Regions from separate parts of the Homo sapiens genome. Here region 1 is linked to region 2. The links are chromatin loops, found by intact Hi-C in ENCODE. Cell type or tissue: heart right ventricle. All regions are shown on one strand. Links, peaks and the distances in the headings refer to the core of each region. The heading gives the core; the rest is flanking DNA. Region 1 has its middle 310 kb from the start of UBE2E2-DT. Region 2 has its middle 620 kb from the start of ZNF385D-AS2.

What was found. Peaks named below come from ENCODE experiments on the same cell type or tissue, not always from the same donor. Only the 100,000 strongest peaks of a DNase experiment are listed, where the experiment ranks them.
Region 1: it touches region 2 in a loop (2.6-fold over the local background); 28 of 110 quality-filtered maps call a loop at or near these places.

Annotation. Positions count from the first base shown.
Region 1 is chr3:22,892,476-22,900,822 of GRCh38, reverse strand. No RefSeq gene overlaps it. Among named protein-coding and RNA genes, the nearest start is that of UBE2E2-DT, 310 kb to the left of the region's middle. In heart right ventricle, for the core only: no CTCF peak of the experiment used is centred there; DNase peaks (open chromatin) are centred at 3,133 and 6,633.
Region 2 is chr3:22,571,085-22,579,431 of GRCh38, reverse strand. No RefSeq gene overlaps it. Among named protein-coding and RNA genes, the nearest start is that of ZNF385D-AS2, 620 kb to the right of the region's middle. In heart right ventricle, for the core only: no CTCF peak of the experiment used is centred there; no DNase peak of the experiment used is centred there.

The DNA.
Region 1 (8,347 bases), core at 127-8,126, 320 kb before region 2:
AAAGAGAATAGAAAGATAAGTTAGCATTTCCTCTGGAACGATCGGCAATGTTTATTTTTCATTGTTCTTTATTTTAAAGTTTCTTTCAATTTTCAACTTGTTATTGGTAGTGATATGTACATTTTTGGGGTTGTCAGACTTGGCAAAATTTCTTTCATATTGGAAGTAAAATTTAAAATAATTTTTTAACAGATCACCTCCTGATTCCTTCCATGTCAATACTCGTCTTCCCTTCAGTACCTATGTACATCTGGTGCTGGATATCATAGGCCCTGTCATATTGTGATGCAATGGTTGGCCCTGCAGTTTGATGTTATGACACTGGCTGAGTCAGCATAGGGGCCACTAGAATTCTCCGAAGCCATTCTCCCACTGGAACACTAACTGTGCTATCTCTATATTGACTGTGAATCACATGAATAGATCCCACTTAATCCAAACCAAATACATCCCCAATTCAACTCTTCTTTGGATTCCAGAATTGCCTAGAGCCACTGCCATACCACCTACATTAGGAGAAATATAATGGGGGAAGGTCAGAGTAGGAATATAGCATTAAAATATTTTATTTCAAAAATTTTAAAAACACCTGATTAGCTGAGCACATTGTGAGTACCCAGATGAGGGAAGGGAAGGGAATTTTCTTGTTGGTGTGGTTGATAGCATCAGGAGCAAATTTTGAAGCATAAACTGATGTACCCTACTGTGGGGGCTTGAGGGTGTTGGGTGCATGGGAGAGAGGAGTGGTGCTGAAGTTTCTTGGCAGGTGAAGAACTCCCAGCCAGAGTATTTAATGCAAGGGACAGTTTTATCTCTACTTGGACTACTTCTTTCATTGGAAATTAAGTTAATAGTGGTGGTGGTGGTGGAGGTTTGAGAGGTGATAGAAATGGGTAGTCATGGCTGTAACTGCAGTCAAACTGCACCTAGTCCAGTAGTCCTATGTTGTTGTTTGTTTGTTTTGTTTTGTTTTGTTTGAGACAGGGTCTCACTCTGTTGCCTGGATTGGAGTGCAGCATTGCGATCACAGCTCAATGCAGCCTCGACCTCCCAGGCTCAAATGATCCTCCCACCTCAGCCTCCTGAATAGCTGGGACTATAGGCACATTCCACCATGCTTGGCTAATTTTTGAAATTTTCTGTAGAGATGGAGTCTTGCTATCTTGCCCAGACTGGTCTCGAATTCCAGGACTCAAGCAATCTTCCCACATCAGCCATGCAAAGTGTTGGAATTACAGGCATGAGCCACTGCGCCTGGCCAGTCCTGTGTCTTTTAATTCAACCAAATTTTAAGCAGGGCCTAGAGGGTAGATATCTCATCTCATATAATTTTATATTGGACATAGTTTCTTGCAGATATAGTAAGCACTGAATAGTTATCTGTGGCTTTTACATTGGACTATATTTTTGAGATTTTATAAAGAGAATAAACATAGATAACTAATAAATCCACAAACATCCTCAAAAGTTTAACACATCAATTGCCTAATATCTTAATTCACCAGTGAGAAGCATTTATCACTTATTATTTAATATTTATTTGATATAATTCATTTTAATATGCAGCAATATGATATAAAATATTGAAGCAACTTCTTTTTCCCTTCCCAATATGTATAACATCTGATGAAAATCACAGGTTTTCTTATGGTTAAAAGCAACCTTGATTTACATATACTAATTTTGGGGGTTTATAACCAGCATGCAGAACAGCAGCACCCTTGGAAAAACTAATACCACCCAGGATAAAAGTAATCTGTGTATTAAAGAAACATCCAACATATATTTTTATCATGATATGATTTGATCTAGGAATATTCACCAGTCATTGCCACATGCTTTTCTGGTAGTTACTCAAGAATTCCCATGGACATTGAATATTTTGGTATAGATTTATGAAAAGAGCTCAAAGTAGTGACATAAAAAAGGCATCATATAAGTCTTGGCCTTAAAAGTCAATCATGAAGTGTTTCTTTGACTATTACATGTCCAGTGTTGGGTAGAGGCTAAGAAAAGAGAGGTGTGTTCATGCTCTGAAGGAGTTTGTAGTCCAGCTTAGTGCTTCTTAAGTGGTGGTGAAATCAAGTTAGTGCGCTACTACCAGGTTAAAAATAGCAGAATAGAAAATATCAGAGTGCATTTAAGGTAACAGTCTGCAACATTTTATCTATCTATCTATCTATCTATCTATCTATCTATCTATCTATCTATCATCTATTTATCTATCTAGTATTGTGTGTGTGTGAGCATTTATACATATATATGTATATATATTTTGTGACTATGTAAAATATTTTTCTTGCTGAGCTTGCTGTCAAAGAGTTTCAAAACCATTGACTGCTAGGTGGAAAAACAACACAAATACACCAGGAACAGTTAGTCACTCAGAGTCCTGTCTTAGTTTGCTAGGGCTGCTGTAACAAAGTACCATAAACTGACTGGCCCAAACAATAGAAATTTATTGTCTCATGGTTCCAGAGGCCTGAAGTTCAAGATCCAGGTGTGGGCAGGGTTGACTCCTCCTGAGGGCTGTGAGGGAGAGTCTGTTCCATGCCTCTTGCCTAGCCTGTCTCTGGTGGTTTGGTGGCAATCTGTAGTGTCCCTTGGCTCGATCTCTGCCATCATCTTCACACAACATTCTCTCTGTGTATGTCTATCTCTGTATCCAAATTCCTCCTTTTTGTGTATGTCTGTCTCTGTATCCAAATTTCCCCTTTTTGTGTATGTCTGTCTCTGTATCCAAATTCCCCCTTTTAATCAATCATATTGATTTAGGGCCTACCTTAATTACCTCATTCTGATTTGATTACCTCTATGAAGATCCTATTTTCAAATAAGGTCACATTTTTGAGGCATCGGATGTCAGGGTTTCAACATCTCTTTATTAAGGGGACACAACTTAACTCATAACAATCATAATGGCGACCATATAAAAATATGGGCGCACTAGTCTTTGTACTAAGTGCCTTACCAGTCTTTATAACCACTCTGAGAAGTAAATTTATTATGTTAATTTTACAGAATAATAAAAGTTCTGAGAGGTTCACTGTTACAATTTGGGTCTGTTTTACTTCAAAGCCTGTGTTCTTCCCACTCTGCTTGTTTATTCCTGGGAGGCGAGAGCTGGCAGGGATCTCAGAGGCCATCTGGTACAATCCCCTCTTTTCATATGTAGTGGGCCAAAGTATAAAAATAATACTGTTTGTAAAAATCTCGTGTGTTTTCTACATTTCAGTGAAGCCACGAAGTTAATCAGGGAAGCAATAGTAGTGTGTGTGTGTGTGTGTGTGTGTGTGTGTGTGTGTGTGTGAGACAGTGTGAATCCAGGCTATCCTTTTATAAGCTTCAGATAACTGACAATTTAGTCTAATGAGCTAAGATGTATTTTTTTTCCAAAGGTAAATATGAAATATATATTTATTGTTACACTTTTATTATTGTACAAATCTTTTCACTACCTGATAAGTAATCTCATGGTAGATTCTTTGCATGAAGTATAACTAGAATCAGAGGAATTTTGCCAGAGTATAAATGAAAAAGATTATTTGAATCATGAATACCTACTTCTCATTACCAGTAATGAAGGGAAATGAGTGAAGACTTGGGATCTGATAGCAAACCAATGTGATTGTTGGAAGGAGCTGGGTTTTAAAGTCACACTTAGCCTTGCTGTGTTTTACTAGTTTGAACTTGGGAAAAATACTTAACTTCTTTGCATTTTTTTCTTTGACTTAAAAATGTGAGATTATCACAATATAATCTACTTCAGATAGATGATGGTTAGATTAAATAAATTAGCATATATAAAAATGAGTAACATGGCACTCAGAACATGGTAGACTTTTACTTAATCTATGCATTCCCTTATCAGTTTGGTCTTGTTTTTGACTTGATTTTCCAATATTTGGTTATTACCACTCATTCATTAATTCAACAAATGTTTTCTGAGCCCCTACTTTTGGATATCCAATGGGGACAGAGACAGGCAAGGTCTCTCTCTTTTTTTTTCTTGAGATGGAGTCTCCTATGTTACCCAGGCTGGTCTTGAATTCCCAGGCTCAAGTGATCCTCCCACCTCAGCCCCCTATCTGTTCTCTTATGACGTACATTCATAAAAATGTATGTATGTTCATGACAGACAATAAATAGCTGAATAAATAAACAATAAAAACCTATCAGATAGTGATGAGGGATTTGCAACACATTAAAAAAAAGGGGACATGTGGCTGGGTGCAGTGGCTCACACCTGTAATCCCAGCACTTTGGGAGGCTGATGGGGGTGGATTGCTTGAGTCCAGGAGTTTGAGACTAGCCTGGGCAACATAGTGAAACCCTGTCAGTACAAAAAATACAAAAATTAACTGATTTGGTGGCATGCACCTGTAGTCTCAGCTACTCAGGAGGCTGAGGTGGAAGGATTGTTTGAGCCTGGGAGGTTGAGGCTGCAGTGGGTCATGATTGCACCACTGCACACCAGCCTGGGCAACAGAGTGAGACCCCAAAAAAGCGTCTCAAAAAAAGGTGGTGGGGGGAGAATGAGAAAAGTTTCTAGTATCTTTATTAGTTTGGGTGGTCAGGAAAGTCACTGTTGAGGATCTGAGTGTCAAGAAGAGCTGTGTGTGGACCAGGGGTATGAGCAATCTAGACTTGGGGAAGAGATCACACAGAGGCATGGAGGTAGAAATGATATGTTATGATTAGTGTGAAGAGCAGAGAACTGGGAGCTGAGCGACAGAAAAAAAGCCATCATGGGAGAGGCTGGAGGATCGTAGCAGAGAGTGATGTGGAGGCTTGGACTAGGGTGGTGGTGGTGAAGGTGGAAAGTAGCACACACATTCAGGATATATTTAAAGATTAAGTCAGGAAAAAGAAGAATCAAGGATAACTTCTAGTTTTTTTTTTGTTTTTTTGTTGTTGTTGTTGAGCAACCAGAAGAAAGCTGAGGTCATTTACAAACATGGGGAACTCCAAGGGAGAAGCAGATTTTTCAGTGGAAAAATCAAGCATCATTCAATATTTGAGATACTTATTTGACATCCAAGTAGAGCTTTAGATAGGAGACCCATATTTCACGGGAGAGGACCTAGATGCAGATTTGGGAATTACCGACATAGAGATGGTTTAAAAAGTCATGGTGCTGGGCTAAGTGACTAGAGAAGCGGGTCCAGGGCAACCTCTTGTTTTCTATGGCCAGGTAGCCTTTTTTGATTCTCCACTTTCCTTCCCTTGCCCTGTTGTTACATTAGGACTCATAGCTAAAAAAGGCATTAACTTGCACAGAGGGCAAGTTCTGGGTGGTCCAGATGTCACCTATTTTCCTAAAACAATCTTCATTTCCTAAAAGAATTTCCATTATGCTTTGGATATATAAGAAATATTTATTGAGATATTCAATTAGTTAATCACTTTCTAGGTGAACACAACAGAATTTTTCACAGTAGAATTATCTTTCACAACAGAATAATAAAAACGAAATTTATCCTTTCATCAAGAGTTATGGTTACTGCTCAGTTATCAATATTGATCTCACTGTAGAACAATATTTAATTGTCTGGGACATATTTACCTTTGATTTGCATATGCCACTTCAAGGGATCCCAGCAGCAATGCTATATATGCCAATTTAAGACAAATTCAAGCCATAAAATCTAACCTGCTGTTACAATTTTTGTCTTTATGATTTAGGCTCCATTTCACATGTTTTATGTCTAGTTTTATAGCAACACACTCATCACCAGCACCTCTGGGCAGAAGTACAAAGCAGCACTTACAAAAACAACAGATTGGCAAAAACCAGGCTCCACAGCTAACCCCTGTCGCCCTTTCTCAGGCACAAGCTTGAGTCAATAAATGAATCTTCTTCTGTGAACCCTAAAGGCCTACATGCTTGGACTCTTAATGAACCAAGTCAAAAGGGAAATAAATGTTTGATTCAGGGACCCTGTAAGCCTGAACTTCTTTGTGTTCAAAGTTAGGATCCCTTAGAAACTTGTCCAATCTTAATCAATGTAAGTTGTATAAAAGGGAAATAAGACTTAACTTGCTATATAGTAGTAATAAAAATAATACTAAATATAAGAATAACAGAGAATAAAATAGCACTTATCATGTATCAATGCTGTTCTGTTCTAAACACTTTACATATATTAATTCATTTAATCCCCATGATATTACTATGAAGTAGGTTATATTATTATCCCCACTTAATAGATGATGAAACTGAAGCACAGAGAAGTTCAGTGACTTGCAAGATTCTACAAGTTAGTTGTTGCAGGTTGGGTGCTCTGAGAAGTGGACTCTGGTTTGGACATTTGCATGTGGGAAGTATATGAGGGAGTGTTTCTAGGGTCAACACCTTGGGGGAAGAACAGGAAACAGGAATGGGCAGAGGGAGAAGTCGGGATGTGATGCAGTCTCAACAAAGGCTTCTGGCAGCTCCATGGAGAGTTCTGGGACAGGGATGGCCCTGCATTGTTTTTTTAGAATTGGGACACAAAGAATATAAAATATTATGGAAGTTATCCCTGAAGAGTCAGGCAGTTCTCTTCAGTAGAGGACGGTTCCCGGAGGGGGCTGACAGCTGACAGCAGTCTGCTGGCAACACTCCCAACAGCTGGGAGAATCAATCTTCTTTAGTTCTGAAGGGGGATCTTGGTGGCATGCCACAGAGTCTACTGTGTAAGTGGAGCTGGGATTCAAAGCTAGGATGTCTGGCTTCAGAGGAGTCGAAAGAAGACCTGAACAGCAAAGTGTTGGGAAGACAGGGGTGCAGCTGGGCTTCAGACATCTGGAACTAGGGACTTGCTGCTAGGTCCCTACCTCTGTGTCTCACTCCATGCAGATTCATCTCTCACAGTGGGAAACATGAAATATCAGAACAACCAAAGACTCTTCTCAAGCTTTATATCATCTCAAGCCCAAGGGTCCTGGAGAAGAAATCCATTAGCTCAGCTTGCCAAGGCAGCCACTCCTGGGGCCAGTTGTTGAGGTCACTTTGTATTAAGATTGCAGCTCTGGATTTGATTATGCTGATGGTGGAGAGAGGCAGTTCCTAAGAGGGGGGTGCTGAGTAGTATTCTTAGAAAGTGCTAGAAGTCTTATATACATATGAAATACATTATCCTACATCTGACCAGTTTGATATAGTCAGGATAAACATGATTAAGCATTGATCCCTAAGTTTAGCACCAGCTGAATTCCAGCCATCCCAGCTTCTCCATTTCTGTGTGATTTTTGACATCATCTTTGTGGATACTTGTGTATTTGGGAGATATCCCTGATGTGTTTCAAACTAAAGTCCTTTAGGTCCCATTTAGTGTTTTGGTTTTCTTGGCTGCTGAGGTAACTTATCCCAGTGAAATCTGAGCATGTATCTCACTGACGCTTTTAAGTATTTTGAAAACATTTTCTATTTCCCACTCTCTTCTGCTTCTTGTCCCATAAACTCTGTGCCAGGGGCTAAGGCAGGGCTGATGGAAAAGCCTGACCTTTAACATAAACTAGAAAGTTAATTGTCTTGAGCTGCTTTTATAGTTTTTAGTTTGTTTATGTTTTATTTTCATCTCTAGTTCAGCTCCCTGCCCAATGACACAGTGCATTTCAGCCTTACGGAGTCCCCACCCATCCACCCTTCTGACCAGCCTCCCTCACAGTAAGGCATAGCTTTTCTGCAGACATCTGAGTAATAATCTGGTTCATCAGAAAGCTTTCCCTTTCACTGTTTAGTGTTATCTTGATTTTTACAATAAAAGAAACTGAGTTTTAAAAGAAGTATGCAAATTACCCCTATCATGCAACTAGTAAGCCATAGAGCAAAGATTTAATCCTAAATATGTGTGCGTCCAAAGACTTACTTTTTACTATAAAAGTAAAATATTCTCAAAAGTTTTGAAAAATACTTACAGTGTTTCTCAACATCTACATTCTTTAAATATCAGCACACTTAAACAAGATTGAGAAAATCACCTATTTGTTCTGTCAACGGAAGCAAAGATAGTTACCTTTTTGATTTATGTTTTCTATCTCTGTGCCTGACATGGATTTTCATTTGTTTCATGGAGTTACATCCTGGTGTTTCCCGTTTTTCCAGGTGAGGGAGGAATTAGGTGAGAATTGTTATCCTGCACAGAGCTGTCTGGACAGACTGGCATCCTGATGCTTTGTGGAACCCCTGAAAATCTTCTCATGTCCGAATTTGAATTCTGGAATTCTTGTGAGGGTTTTCTTAAGACAACTGCAGAAACCTGACACCCTGGAAGACATTCTCTAGGAGTTTATAGCAAATGTGTATCTCAAAGATTCTTAAAGGTTTTGTGCGTCTGAATTACCTGTCAGGCTTTAAAAACAT
Region 2 (8,347 bases), core at 117-8,116:
CTATTTCATGTAATCTATTTGGTATAAAGTTTTTTGTAACATTGTCTTATAAATATTTTGATAGCTCTGTGTTCTATAGTGAAAAACTCTACTTTGTTCCTAATTTTGGTAATTGATGTTATTCTTTTTCTTGGTCATTTTAGGTGAACTTTTACTAATTTTCCTTTTTAAAGAAAATTTAGGAAACTAAATTTTAATTGTATCAATTTTTCATTGCTGTCTGTTTTCTATTTTATTGATTTGCGCTTTGATCTTTATTATTTTCTTTGGCTTACTTTGGCTTTGATTTTCTCTTTTTTTCTACCTTTTTAAAAGGCAAACTTGGATAATTGATTTTAGATTTTTTTCCATTAAGAGTAGTGTTTACAGCTATAAAGTTTCCTCTAAGCAGTGTTTTAACTGCATCCCATAAAATTTGATATGATTTTTATTTAATTATTGTGTTCATATTTAGTTTGATATTTAAAAATTTCTGTTATTTTTTCTTGGTCTGTTAGTAATTTATAATTATGTTTTTCAATTTCCAAATAATTGAAGATTTCTCAGTTTTATTTTTGGTGTTGACTCATGATTATATTAAATTGTAGCCAGAGAACATTCTCTGTATGGTTTAAATCCTCTCAAATACAGTGACTTGTCTCATGACCTAGACTATGGTCTACGCTAGAGAATGTTCAGTGTGTTCTTGAAAATAATATGTAATATATATCCTGCTGTTGGTGGTGGGGTGTTCTATATATGTCATTTAAGTCAAGTTGGTTGGTGGTGTTATTCAGATTTTCTGTATCCTCACTGATTTTCTGTTTATTTTTTAACAGTAGATGTTTTAATTGAGCAGTAGTTCAAGAACCATTAATTTGACTGTATTCTCCATAAGAAACCAAAATCCTTATGATGATTTGAGATATAAACTAAAAGGAAAGAAAATAAGACTTTAATATTTGTTAAAAGTTAGCCATTGTGAACAGAAAGCTATAAATAGACAAAAATAGCCTTTAAATGGATAATTTTAAGTTGGATTTTGTTAGTAGGGACAAAAAACTTACACGAGTATACACATTTGTAATTATACCCCAATCAAGATGCAAGAACTTTACTCTTGAATGTGGTAGATAGTTAAGATAATAAAATCACAAACATATAAAAATTTATGTAGTATGATTGAAACACTGCTGACAGTACAATTACTATTGCAAAGGGGAATAAATACAGTATTTCTACTCCTCCCACTAACGGATAAGAAAGTTCATTTGTCCAGCTCCTTGAATGCAGACTGGTCTTAAGTCTTACCTTGTCCAATAGAAGTGATTATAGTGATGTTGTTCTGAGAATTCTTGCAAGTGTACCTTCACACTCTTGAAATCCTGCAAGCATCATGTTCGGAAGAAGCATGGAGAAGCCTACTTAAGGATAAGAGGCCATGGAGAAGAAAAGGGAGGCAACCCAACTCTGAGACCAACTCCCAGATGTATAAATGTGGCCATCTTGGACATTCTAGCCTAACCAAACTTCTAGCTCAGAGGTCAGCAAACTTTTTATATAAGGGCCAGGTAGTAAATATTTTAGGTTCAGTGGCCATATCACAGTGTGAATTAAGTGTCCCTTCTAAGTGTTCCTATAGACTTTCCTCATATCAGTTCCTATTGTGTAATATAGGTGCCCAGTAACTTCCTGAATTTCCCAGTAGACTACAGGGTCCATGGGGTCAGGGATCACATTTCTTTGGCTTATAATTGTACTCCAGTGTCTAGTATACTTTCTGGAATGTAGTAGGCATATGATAAATGTTTGTGAATGAGTGACTGAATGAATTTTTATTCTTTAACAAGTTAAGGATGAAGCAGGGTCAAAATTTATTCACATTTTCCTGTCTCATGAGATACTTAAGCAGATATTAAAAAATTAGTTAACTTGGTCTTGCATTAAGTTATAAGGTTACAAACCAAAGGCATTTTCTGCCTTCAAAAATTTTACCACATAGAAGAAATAGATATTACTGCTATCGCTACTGGCAATAACAGTAACAACCACCACCACCACTACCACAACCACCACAGTAACAATAATTGTTGAAGCTAATATTTTATTGAACAGACTCTGAATTTGAATTGGTATATGTAAGAAATGGCTTCTTGTTCCTCCAAGTAAGGTCCTTAAACATATTTGGTTGGATCATACTTTCGGGTCCACGGGTAGTTTTTTGGGTAGATTCCATAGGTGTTAAAAATCCCAAGCCAGTTTACCTAAAATCTTTCATTTTCAACCTGATTACAAGCATTTCTTTTCTCCAGAAGTCACTTTATCCCTTGACTTTGGGACCTTAAGTATGAAAGGAAGACATGGATTTTTTCTTCACTCTTCCTTCAACTTGTTAGTACCATTCTGCTACTGGCTGTTCCACACACGGACCATGGAGGTTGGGGAGTAAGTGGAGAAGAATTATAATCTTACAAAAATATTGTTCAATGGCCTCAATACACATGTAAACCCAGGCCTTCTTGGGTATACATCTGTGGGTCATTAGAAGCCCTTTATGAAGCTGTGTATACTGTACACTTCCTGACTTGGGTGATGCCCTGTTGAGCTGGTCTTCCATGCCTGCCTTCTTCCCCACCATTTCTCCTCAGGCCTATCTTGGTTATCTGTCACATACTTCTAGAGACTCTTCACTCTATCAGAGAGCCTGTTAGAGAGAATTCAAGATGGCTCAAATTCAGCCACCTTAAGTGATATATATATTTGCCAACAAATGTTGAAAGTGCAGCTCCCATTAGTGTCTTTTCTTTTTATGCTACTATTCCTGGCTACTCAGTTTTTGGCCTTTAGAATTCTGAAGACCATGAGAAAGTAAGTGTTTCATTATTCATGTTTGCCTACAAGCTTGAAGGAACACACATCATTATTTTTCCCAAGAACTTTGTCATAAGGCTTCATGCAAATTGCATGGCAGCAATGGAAATCATTATTCAACAATTCAGAACATGTCTGGCTGGAGAAAGAGAGATAGATGCCAGTGTCCCCTTTTGTAGGCATCCCAATCTCTACATGTAGCTATCTTTGCGTCTTCTCATCACTTTATTTTTGGAAGGAACAAGAAGTAGAATGTTCAAGATTCATTCATCAATTAGGTGAGAAAAAGCTGAGAGAGAGAGAGAGAGAAGAATCTAGGAGGACTTCAGGTTTTTATGTTGATGCTACTTGGTGATATTATTCACTAAAAAAGTAACATGCAAATAACAGTCTGTATTTGGTAAAGATAATTAATTTAATTTTGACCTAAGTGACAGTGGCAGGAGGGATTCAAATTTTTCCTCTCTAGGGATAAATGTATCACGTTTCAAAAGTGCATCAAAGAACAAGCAGAAATTTGACTGATGGCCAACAGTTCACATGTGCTTAATTTGGGTGGGAAACTGGAAGAGAAAGCCTTTACTTAATATGGTGAGGTAAGAAGGGACCAGATACTTAAACCTTGCCTATTGATACGGGTGAAATTAAACCATTTTGAAAATGACCTTCAACTTGTGCTAACCAGCTTGTTAGTTTTTAGTTCATTCTGACGAATTTCTGATGAATTGGAACATGCCTCATAAAGACAATGACATATATTCCCTCAAACTTTCTTTAGAAATCCTACCGCAAGATTGGCCAGATAGGACACAGTTCCCCAAAGAGAGCCACCTCTTGACATTCTTTGATTGTCCCTGTTTTTTTTTTTCTTTTTTTTGAGTTGAAGTTTTGCTCTTGTTGCGCAGGCTGGAGTGCAACAGTGCGATATCTCGGCTCACTGCAACCTCCACCTCCTGGGTTCAAGCAATTCTCCTGCTTCAGCCTCCCGAATAGCTGGGATTACAGGTGCCTGCTACCCCGCCCAGCTAATTTTTTGTATTTTTAGTAGAGACGGGTTTCATCATGTTGGCCAGGCTGATCTCAAACTCCTGACCTCAGGTGATCCCCCCACCTCGGCCTCCCAAAGTGCTGGGATTACAGGCATAAGCCACTGCGCCCGGCCTGTCCCTGGAATTTTAACTTATTCATCAATGAATTCAGCATGGATAAGAGTTTAATTACTGTTCTATTTTTAAAAATCTAAATATCTCAAAGTATAATTACTTAATGCTATAAAAGAGTAGCATGGCAATAGCAAAAGATCTATTGAATATTTAAGATGCATTTAAACTTGATCAGCATGTACATCCTCTGAAAAGAATGCATTAATATAGATAAGTCTTATTTTCCATAATTTATGATCACACTTCCTTGAAACAATATCCAAGAACCAAGTAAACTTTTAAGAGCAATTTGAGAAATAGCCATCATAGCTATCATTTAAGGAGTGCCTACTGTTTGTCAGCAGCTTTACCTCCTCAAATCTTGAGTGCAACTATGCAAAGTAGGGATTACAATTATCATTTTATTAACCTGAAAGCAAAGTCTTAGAGATCCTAAATATTCCTAACTTCACATGGTCAGTCATTGGTAGAACTAGAATTTGAACTCTGATATGTTGGAGCCCCACATTTATGTTTTTTCTACTTACCTTTCCAATCAATAATTGAGTATACAGATTAAAGTTTGGTCAAAGATTAAAAAGATTAAAAAAATCATTCTTACAGTTGCTATTTGGTTTTTCTTCTTGGGAAGAAATTAGTAGATATGCTTATGTTGATGGTGGTTCTTCTCATTAACTCACTGCGTGTGCTGTTTGTAGTTGCTGTTGTTGAAGTTCATGGTGCCTCATGAATGGCCACTAATTTAAAATGGCCTTAAAATCAACTAGAACAGTGAAAAATATTGACATAGTCAGGTAGAATGGAATTCTTAAATGAGAGATTCCGATTAAATTTTGTACCAGGTGTCAATATTTCTAAAATTCCAGTCAACATAAATTTATTGGGCGATTGATAAACTATGAGTATACAAATGTTATATGAAGAGAAAAAAGCTAACTTGTCAAAAAAACACATGAAGAGTGCTACAGCATCAGTGTGTGTACACCTTGCTATGGGAACAGAGAAGAGAAAGAATCACCCATCTGGACCTGACACGTAGTTAGAAGGCAAACCTGATGTAAGTCTTGAAGGTTACCTAAAGAGAAGGTATGACAGGCATTACTAATATAAAAATAATGGCCAAAGAATGAAGGTCTGAGAAAGAAGCTTCATGTATTGATACATCAGTTTTTTTTCATTATTTAAGATGGCAAAAAAGGATGGTATCATGAAATTTTACAGTTGAAAGAGACACTAGAATTCATTTAGTGCAATTTCCCCATGTAATTCAAGAGTTATTACTGTAAAAGCCCTAGCATATTATGCCAAGCAACGTTCTCCCTGTTTATTTTTCTATGTAACTAATGTTACTGATAGTCTAAAAAAGAGACCCAAATATGAAAAGAGAAACTCCAGTCTCAGAATATACTGCTCAAGGACTGTGCCTATTTTTCTGGATTCCCCATGGTACACAGAACTTTCCATGGGGAAAATTAGATATTCAATACATAGGATCTGCCTTCCAGACTGGCACCCTGGAAGCAGTTTAACATGAAAAGGATCATTTCAGTGACTATGTGGAAATTGAGCCTCGCTCATTTTTGTGACAACTACTGGAGCTGAAGAGCATGCTAACTAAATTGTACAAGTAGGAGAAGGCAGTCAGGACTCTTTGCAGCTTTGTGCAATATGAGAGAGAGCCACAGGCTTTTTGTAAGTGCGGGTGTGTAATAATTGGCTTTTAGTGGAAATTACTTATGGAACTTTTTAAATATCACAGTAAAGAATAATGTTAAGTGGGTAAGTACTGAAGGTACAAGACATAACCAGCCAATTATGTAAAGAATCTCATTTTATATGCACTGGAAATGCTGGCAAGTAGCTTAGAAGTATAGAAATTTTAGAGCTAAATGGTCTTTATAGAGCACTTCAACCCCTTTTTCATTATTGGTGAGAAAACTATAGATCAGAATATTTTCTTCTTCTCTAAAGTCCCAAGTGTGAATTCACTTCATTAATTTTACTAGTCAGCAGGCAATCTTTCCAACTTGATCAAGCAGATAGGCCTAGCCCATAACACAGAATTATTTCCAAACTAGTGCTTCCATGAATGCAGAAAAGCCCATTGTTCTTTGTTAAAACAATAGAGGAGAATAAACTTTGAAGGGCTCATGTTATCTGTTTATTGAATATTTGCCTATAAAAGCATATATGTTCTACCTAATCGATTTAATAGGTTCAGCTCATCCTATATGTTTCTAATCAGAGAACTTAGGCATTTTGAGGATGATACTAACATTTTTAAAGAGTGATTAAGAAAAAAATTACACAGCTGTTACTAATGACTGCATTAACATGTCTTTAATACAAAAGTATTAAATACAAAAGTATTTAATACAAAACTATTTTCACTTTTGTTCCTTCATGAATCCGTGTCTCAGACTCAACAAGTAGAATGGAAACCTGAATAAGATCAGTGAATTATATGAATGTTAATATCCTTATTGTCATAATAGTCTATAATTCTGCAAAATATTACCATCTGAGGAAACTGGGCAAAGTGTGCAAAGGATCTCTGTATTATTCCTTACAACTGCATGTGAATCTATAATTGTTTCTCTCTATATAAATTAATAAAAATATAGATTTTGTTTCATATAAAAAAACAAGGTATTACCACATATGTTTGACTATATTATTATTGTGAAATTTACTTTTTTCCTAGTGAATAGATTAAAGAAAAGTTTTAAACTAACTATATTTATTCATTCGGTAAATATTTACGGCATGCCCACAATATGTCGATTCCTGTCTGATGCACATGAGGTCCAAAAGTAAACAAAATATACAAATATCTCACTCTCATGGAAATAAAAACTTTAAATAATGTAGATAAATTTATTATATTGGTATAATATTTAATTTACTTAGTCACATGTGCATATTTAATATTATATACATTAATGACATCAATTTTGAACATCCTTTTTTTTTTTTTGAGATGGAGTCTCACTCTGTCACTCAGGCTAGAGTGCAGTGGTGCAATTTCAGCTCACTGCAACCTCCACCTCCCAGGTTCAAGTGATTCTCCTGCGTCAGCTTCCTGAGTAGCTGGGACTACAGGTGTGCGCCACCATGCACAGCTAATTTTTGTATTTTTAGGAGAGATGGCTTTTGCCATGTTGGCCAGGCTGGTCTCGAACCCCTGACCTCAGGTGATCCACCCACCTTGGCCTTCCAAAGTGCTGGGATTACTGGCATAAGCCATCGTGCCCAGCCCATCCCTTTTTTTCAATCTCACATTAAAAAAAAAAATTCATACTTTTTACAGGCAGTTTTGATAACAATTTAACAAATCAGTTTTAAAGCCATTTTTTTGATTCATCTACAAGTTTTACAGACTAAGAATACTGTTTTTAAGTTGAGATAATGATGGTATGCTACAATAATCCATATGCATAACAGTAGCATTATTGTTTTTTCATTGTTTCTGTGGGTGGATATTCATGGCTTCCTTAAAGTAACTGCTTATTATAATGACTTTTGAAATGACTGCTCAAAGGCTTCTTTACAATGACATCCAGTGATGGTGATATCACATCTCTAGTTATGATTACTAAATGTGCAAAATTTCTTGGTTCTTTTTTTTTGGTAACTGATTCTGCAAGGTAACCTCTAATAACTGCCATAAATTGATGTTATTTTATGGTAATGTATCTTCCCAGTTTTGTTCTTTATAATAAAGCAATTGAGAAAGCTTCTCCAACTATTACTACAACTTCATAAAGACTTAAATAAAGACAGTTTCTTCGCTAAGTCACAGAGAAGGTATAATCATAAGTATGGGTATTTCTACCATATGTTTAGGCATATGGTAGAAATAATGCAAACATATGGTGGAAATAATCATACTTATGATTGTACCTCCTCTGTGACTTTTCTATTTCTCCCACACTCCTCCTTTGGGACCCTTTTTACAAAAGAAAGTGAAAAACATAATGCCCTTTGGTTTCTGTGTCTTTATAATAGTTCCATATTTTCACAGAGAAGTCTAGGGCTGTCTTCATAATGCATGATAGATAACCTCTCTGGAGGCCAGTCATTTACATTTAGAGAGTTGGAAGAGTTTTACCTGACGAGGCTTCTTTGTGCATTTGGCAGAGGAATGGCCAGAGTAAACCACAGCCATGCAGCAGAATGAGGACCTGGATTATGTACAGTTGCTGGAAGAACTATTGTCAGCATGAAGTTTGTACAGAATTGGTCCATCCACAGATGTTTATTGAGCATATACTGGGAATGATTCAAAGAATTTCTGAGTACCTTAACTGGTGTGTGTTGACCCTGTTCACTGC